2 separate regions of the Mus musculus genome follow, and region 1 is linked to region 2. The links are chromatin contacts, found by Hi-C or POLR2A ChIA-PET in ENCODE. All regions are on one chromosome and are shown on one strand. Each heading gives the region's core, a stretch centred on a gene start or an enhancer-like site at or near the end of the contact. The rest is flanking DNA. Distances are from core to core; before and after follow the strand shown.

Evidence for each region. A loop is a pair of places that touch in the nucleus more often than their neighbours do. ChIA-PET counts read pairs that join two places held with the same protein, here RNA polymerase II (POLR2A).
Region 1: POLR2A ChIA-PET joins it to region 2 with 15 read pairs in embryonic stem cell. The contact joins the enhancer-like site here to the promoter of Cnot6 in region 2. A Hi-C loop is called at or near these places in 3 of 37 maps with a recorded cell type or tissue (all heart). POLR2A ChIA-PET finds 5 or more read pairs at or near these places in 2 of 5 experiments (both embryonic stem cell).

Annotation. Positions count from the first base shown.
Region 1 is chr11:49,762,465-49,766,369 of GRCm38, forward strand. No RefSeq gene overlaps it. Among named protein-coding and RNA genes, the nearest start is that of Gfpt2, 30 kb to the right of the region's middle. Within about 2 kb of position 2,303, at least 2 of the 3 ENCODE cell types and tissues checked have a DNase peak (open chromatin) inside an H3K27ac peak, as active enhancers do; they include heart, where a contact is called at or near this core.
Region 2 is chr11:49,710,576-49,714,210 of GRCm38, forward strand. It overlaps Cnot6 (CCR4-NOT transcription complex, subunit 6), which reads right to left and starts at 2,147. Exons shown (of 12, transcript NM_212484.2): 1 at 1,779-2,147. It overlaps Gm36411 (a long non-coding RNA gene), which reads left to right and starts at 2,897. Exons shown (of 4, transcript XR_879826.3): 1 at 2,897-3,635.

The sequences.
Region 1 (3,905 bases), core at 1,053-3,552, 52 kb after region 2:
CAGTCTCCCTGGTGCTTGGATTTCAGATGTGCAACCACCACACCTACTCTTGCACACATTCTTTAGCAAGCACATTTGGAGTTTGTGAATACAGAAAACATCCACATCTTGCCAATAATTTTAATGGAATCTAGTTAAGTCTATCAGTGATTAGCATATTAGTTTCTCGGCTCTTCACTGGTTAATACTATCAAAGAGATGTGTAGTAATAGAATCATCATATGTGGGTAAAAGACTTTGGGGACCAGTTCTACTTTTTGTAGTCCCAAAGAGACTAACTTTGAAAGATCAGAGGCAAGCCAGCAGTGGTAGCATACATCTTTAATCCCAGCGCTCAGGAGGCAGAGGTAGCTGAATCTCTGTGAGTTCAAGGCCAGCCTGCTCTACAGAGCAAGTTCCAAGACAGCTGTACACAGAGAAACTCTATCTTGGGAAAACAAGAAGGAAAAGGTAAAAAGGAAAAGGAAAAATCAGAGGTAAGAGTGTTAGGGTTTCTGCACCTTCACCAATCAAGGCCAAGGAATGGCAGAGATCACACCACACAACATATCTCATGCAAGAGATTTATTGTGGTGGGGTTGGGCACCTCTGGCAGAGGCAAGAGACAGAGAGACAGACAGACAGACAGACAGAGCAAGGGACAGAGATGAGGGAATGGGCTGTGATGGTGGGAACCTTTTAAAGGGTTCAAGTGTCTCATTTGTCCGCTGCCTTTTCTGTGTCTGCTGGCACAGAGTCACTGAAGGCCAGCTGGGGGAGCACCTGGCTCTGGAATCTGGGTGGTTCCTAATAAAGGGTTCCAGTCACAAGGCCTGCATGAATCCATGAAGACCCTACCTTGAGGCTTAATTGGCTTGCAAGAGGAGCCCTGACTCCAGGAGTATTGGGGTTTGGGGGGTGTGTACCATCACAGACATAGCCATTTGGCCCAAGGACCATGGACACAGAGTTACCAAGAGGAGATCTGAGGAGGAGTAAGGGGGGGGCATCCCCTACAGGAGGTATATACTGAGGGAGGCAGATGAGATGAGATGCAGGGCAATGCAAGCCACAGTGCCCAAGGATGGCCACAAGGAACACTAGATAGTATTAATGAGGGAGCCAAAGGCAACCCCTGCAGCTCAGCAGACACAACTGCATCTTCCTTACAGGAGCCTGTGTCTCCAGTGTCTTCTCAAGGCTGGTAGCTCTCTCCACTCCCTGCTTCCCCAGCCTGGCCTCCTATTGCTCTGCCTTGTCCAGCTGAGCTCCATGCTGTGTCTGGAAGTCATTAATGAACAGCAGGGGCCTCTGGCTGTCTGCACAGCCAGTTAAACCCTGGGGTGAGGGCATGAAAGGATTCACAGTCCTACCCCAGAGAAACAGTGAGCTGGGGTGAGGGTTGGGGTGTCCTGGAGGCTTGAGAGGGAGAACAGGAAAATGAGTAAATGTGTGGGTTTGAGGGGCTGCAGATCTTTTCACAGAAGGAAGGGAATAGTGTTGGTCTGAGCTGGCTAGTCAGCAGAGGCGAGGGATCCTGCAGGCCCCCTGCCTACAACTCTGCATCCTTGCAAAGGAGAACCTCCACCGAGGTCCATGGTGGACCTTGGGTGATGAAGATCTTTGCCTTTCTGGGACCCTCCTCCAATCTGAACAAACAACTCAGAAGTGTTGGAGCAGGTGACTGAGAATAGACCACAGGCTAGGGCAGCCAGAGAAGAGAAGGCCAGAGGGTCAAGTCACATGAGAGTGCCCACGTGGGCATGCAGAGCTGGAGCCTTGGAGGGAGAGAGGAACAAACCTCACACTCCCTTCCTCCTCCAAGAATACTATTGCTTGGACTGAGGGAGCTTTGACATGGGGTGCGAGTTGTGGCCCCTGCCACAGTAGAGACCTAGCCTGGAGGGGTCTGCCTTCACTGCCAGGGTTACTATTAATGTTAGCCCATTTTACGGACAGGAAAGTGTGGTTAAGAAGACAAGGTTATGTGTGCAAGGTCACATAGATCAGAACTGCAGCTGTTTGGACCTGTCAACTTCAAGGTCCCCAAGCCCTGGGAAGAGCCCTAAAGGGAAAGTAGTATTAAAATGTGCTCCCAAAAACCAGAGCCCCCACCAAACTCCTGGGCTGCCAAGCAAACCATTTTTACTCCAGAAGAAGTGAGGGTCCCTCCCTCCTGCCCACTTCCCCTCCCTGACAACCTCCGCCCCCCCCCTCCGTCCCCCCCCTGCTCCCAGGGTGCTGGCTGAGTTCTCTAGCACATTCTTGGCTGCCCCTTGTTCCAGGCTCCCCAGGGGCAGATCTTTCCGGTCCCTTCCTGTTCCAGCTCACCAGCACTGGCTGCAGACTCACAGTTGAAAGGGCCAGGTGCTCAAACTTGGAGCTTGGCTGAACAAGGTTTCTGTTCTTTCTCTGAGAGCTGGGGGCTGGGCTGGGAGATCTCCTCACCAGTGAGAGGAGGGGCTTAACTTAGCCAAAGCCTTCAGCAGCAGAAAAAGCCCGCGATTCTCAGAAGAGGGGCCTTCTCCATTTCAGAACTCAGTGTTCCAAGTTGGAAACTAGTTTCTGTGTTCATCGTAGAATTTTGGCAAGGACTAGGTGCGGTTTCGCAGGATGGAGGGGCTTCCAAGTGTCACCAAGAAGTGTCTCCTGGACTCTGTGAGCTTCCTCCCCAGTTTATAGATTCTGTACCAAGGATAGACACCAGGGATCAGGGCCAAGGATAGACACCAGGGATCAGGGCCCCTCCAAAGTCACTTTCTGAGAAAGATCTTTTTGAATTATCTGGTGAATGTCTTCCTTGCTGCATTTTGGGTTTCTTGCTTGCTTTGTTGTTGTTGTTTGGTTACAATAAAAATAATTTTACTTTAAAAATGCAAAAGAAAAATGTCACTGTTGGATTATTTGGAGTTTATTGAAATTGGAATTCAGAGAAACTATTCAGGAACTTTGTTTAAAAGTAACTTTCTCTCTCTCTCTCTCTCTCTCTCTCTCTCTCTCTCTCTGTGTGTGTGTGTGTGTGTGTGTGTGTGTGTGTGTGTGTGTGTGTGCACCTGTGCACCTGCTTGTCTGTATGTGCACCATTTGCTTGCCATACCTGTGGAAGCCAGAGGAAGATGGCAGATCCATTGGAACTGAAGTTACAGGCAACTGTGAGCCACTCAGTGTGGGTGCTGGGAACCCAACCAAGGCCCTTTCCCAGAGCAGCAAGTGTTCTTAACTGCTGAGCCACCTCTGCAGCCCTTCAGTCTTAATGTATAAAGAGACTGAGTTGGCTTTTCTTTGTCTCTGTGTCTGTGGTGTGTGTTGTGCTCCTGTGTATAGACACGAAAGCCAGAGGTTGCTGGTGGTGGTTCACTCTTTGCTTTATCTTTTGAGACCAGGTTCCCCACTGAACCAAGATATCACCAAGTTAGGCAGACTCATACTCCAGCCACAATGATCCTCCTATCTCTGCCCTTCCCTTACACTGTGCACAGTGCTGGGATTACAGGCAGGCAACCAAGCCCAACTGTTTATATGGGGCTAGGGATCCAAAGCCAGGTCCCCAGGCTTTACACAAGTCCTCTTTCACACCGAGGACCTCCCACCCTGGGAAATGTCTATTCTGCTTGTGATTTTTGTTGGTTACAGTCTAAAAACAGGCAGTTCATCGCCTTGAGTCTCTGATAAAGCAGCTTATCATGATGGAACACAACTGTCCACCTAGTAAACAGGAAGCAAAGAGACAGGAAGTGCTGGGATCTGAAGAGTGTGCTAGAGACCTCTCACTAGGTTCCACCACCTCCCAGTGGTACCATGCGGGAGGCAAAGGATGTCAAACCCGCACCTTTGGGGGATGGATGCTCTTTTATAGCAGAACCTTGGGCATCCCTGGCCTGATACCTTTTTCCTACCTCATTTCATCCTGCACTTCAAATGCATGC
Region 2 (3,635 bases), core at 897-3,396:
GTCTTTCTAGGCTGTATTGAATGAAAACTTAAGCATGGTGCTGGACACCTTTAACCTCAGCACTCCAGAGGCACAAACAGGAGGATCTCTGAGTTCAAGGCCAGCCCATTCTACAAAGAAAGATTCAGGCTAACAGGGACTGTATTTTAAGATGTCTTTTTTTTTTTTTTTTTTTTTTTTTTGTAAAGTTAACATGGGTTCAGTCAAATGTTTAAACATTAACCAAAATACTAGTTAAAACTACATGCATAGTAGGCAAATTCCTATAATGCCTTTATTTGTAGTCAGGACCAAGTTCTGTATATCAGCGTCTATGTCTGTTCAAAAAAAAAAAAAAAGCCTGAAATTTCCCAGCAACCATAATACATCTCAACTTATACAAGGATTCTCTTTCAAGAATATTCCAGTCACACTAGAAAATGTCTGCCACATACATTTTTGTCCACGTTAGCAAGCACCTGTGCACCTGTGAAATGGCTACCTGACCTACTTTAATATCTACCTGATAAAAATACCCGCTTCCTTCTCCAAACCCCAAATACTTAACAACTATATCACCCTTAACGTCTGCTTTATGACTACCCTCCTAACTCTAACATCCTGATCCAGTCTCTTCATTCTAGGCTTGGTTCCTCAGAGCCAGGTCAGAGAATTTGACTAGACCACTGGCTCCACGTAATTTTAATTCTAAAATGTATTCTTCAAAGCGCCAACTTCAAAAGACTGGCAGCAATTACAAAAAGCAAAATACGCCTTCACAATCTTTTGACCAGCCTACAGAACGGTTGCGGGATGGTGAAAATTTCTAGTGTGGGAAAGACAGTGCTATTACACACCGAATTGTTTTTTCATTTATTCTCCAAAGTTAAAATTCCAAGCAGAGGCAGAGAAGAATTTAGACCTAGTAGTCAATCAGGCAATCTACCTGTAAAACAGGTTTACCTGTACTCAAATTCTAGCAGATTATTTAAACACAGTAACAAGATGGCCTGTGCACAATGTTGTCACTTGCAGAAACAGTTAAAAGTAAAGAATTACAGTTGCTTATGAGCAGTCTCTGAAGACCGTTGTCAGGGTAGAAAGAGTCAAGGCGGGGGGGGGGGGGGGGGGGAAGGGGGGGTCACCAAAGTAAATAACCACTGTCTTTGAAACTAGGTTAAACTAGGGAAATTTTCTTCCAGAAATTAGTACTTGAGTCCTGAGTCCAATAATCTCTTCAGCTGATAATCACTTCTTTGGCCACGTAATCCGCCCCGCCCCTACCAATATCTGCGTTAAACGGACTTTAAAATACTTTAGGAGAAAAAGGGTGAGCATTAAGTCAATCCACGGAGTGCCAAGTTCCACGCCGCACAGTGCACACCCCCCCCCCCCCAGCACAGCCACTTCTCCAAAGTTGCCACCGGTTTGTCCCTAGTCCCGGCACCCCAGCTCCTCTCTTGAGGTGCGTGACCGGCCGGAGGCGGGGGTCCGAGAAGCCAGGGTTCACGCCACCGCCCTCTGTACGCCACCGCACTGCCGTCAATCAACACTCCCACCCCCCACCCCCAACCCAGGCCGAGCCCCGGGACTCCGCGCGGGGGGCGCGGCCAGGGGACCGACGGGATGGCGATCGCTGTGTGTGAAGGAGGGGGACGGACAGACGTCACTCCGAGAACTCCTAAGTTGTGCGCGAGTGCGCGCTCGGGGTCCCCGCCGGGGCGCGACCCCTGGGGGGGGATGGGGGAGCGCAGGCAGCAGAGCCTCGGCGGGACGTCGCTCGGGCCCGTCGCGCTCACCTCTCGAGCTGCGCCGCCTTCCTCCGCCGCTGCCGCCGCCTCCTCCCGATGAGTGCAGCGGGGTCTGCCCTGTGGAACCACCATACCAGTCCCGCCCGCTGCTGCAGCGCCTCCGCCGCCGCTCTTTGTTCCCCCTCCTCGGCCGCCGCTCCTCAGCCGCCCGCCTCGGCCGCCCCGGACCCCACGAGCCGCCGCTACGCTCTGCCGCCCTCTCGGACCCCGGCCTCGCCCTCCTCGCCGCGCCGGCCGCCGCCTTCGCCTCCGCGCCGTCGACGCCGCCGCCACCGACGCCGACGCCTCCTCTTCCGCGCCCCCCTCGTTTTCATTGAAAGCAAACAAGCATCATGGCGGCGGCCGCCGTCCCCCTCCCACCCCAGCCAGCGAACGCCCCGCTCACCGCCGCCTCTCCAACATCCCGGCTTCTCATTGGCTGACGCTGCTGGGCGCGACTATCCCGCGTCGTGCGGGGGTGGACTCTTGGCAGCCCGACGCTTTAGCCCCGTCCGCGTTCCCCCCGGTCTCGGAGCAGTGAGCCGGCCCGGCGCGCTCCTGCCCGCCCTCCCAGCCTCTCTTCCCGCTCTCTCTGCGCCTTTCCTTCTCCGCGCCTTCTGTCTCCTCCTCTCCTAAAGCTGTTTCTCCGCGGTTTAGTTGCTCTTTTTCTTTCTCGTCCACTTTTATCTCCACTTTACCCTTGATTTTTTTTTCCTCCTCTTGATTCATTTTGCTTTTTCCTTGGCCTGTCAATCACTTGGGAGCACAGATTAAATTCTCAGACGTTTAACCCTATCCAGTGTCTTGATCTTCCGAGAAAGAAAACTTACACTCTTCAATAGTCAACTAATTGTTCCTGCCCTAACTATGCAGGAAAAAAATAATTAATAGGCAGGGTTTGTTTGTTTTTTAAATTATGGGGTCCTAATTTAAGTAACGAACTATAGCTGCATTCGAGGGCTAACATAGTCTACTCAGGACATGTGGTTTCAGGTAAACCGGAAAAGGAATGGGCTGATTAATGATACTTACATCAGGAAAAAGTACTTGGCTGGTATTCAGGACACAGGGATTAATCAAGCTCCACCTTGTCGAGTCAGCGTCATGGTGTACGGGCAAGAGTAACGCCCAACAGGCTTCAAATACACTGGCGATATAGACTGACAGGAATTGTGTGAAGGAAAATAGCTACCCCGACCTCCGTGGCAGATCAGCCCAGAACTGAGCGTGAAATGGCTTCCAGGAACTAACAAGAAAAAAAAAAATGCCTCTCAAGGAAGCCCATCTTTCGTTCCAGGATGTGGGACTTGCATGGCTGTTGCCTAAGGCAGAAGAGAACTAGGCGAGCAAAGCAGCGAGGGACAAAAGCCTTTCCAAGAACCAGATGTTCTGTTCAAGGCAGTTTGTGTTTGCCTGGCCCCAGCATTGCCTTGAGATCATCATTGCCTGCTATTTGCCAGGATAGCAGTGTCAGTCTAAGCTTCTAGTGCCATGAGACGCTGGAAAAGTTAAGGCAATGGAGACACCCATCATACACGAGGAAATGACAGGCGCAGACGAGCTACCTGAAGATACTCTTAAGCCCTGACCTACTCAGGCTGTTCAGTGCCTATTTCACACAAAGGGTACAACTAGGCGGAGGGGCCAGGGGTGTAGACATCCTGCTGGCCTGTTCCCTTTCCAGTGCTGTGCCCTGGGAACCTGTGCTCCAGCCTAGAGAAGAGGGTTTCTTTGTGTAATTCATCTTCCCAAGGGCAGCTGCACTTTTTGACAGTGACTGTATGCCTCCAGAGGAGCCTAGTTGTGTAACAAAAACCTTAGCCTCATTAAGCAACAACTCCATTATAATCCTGGAATCAGATGCTT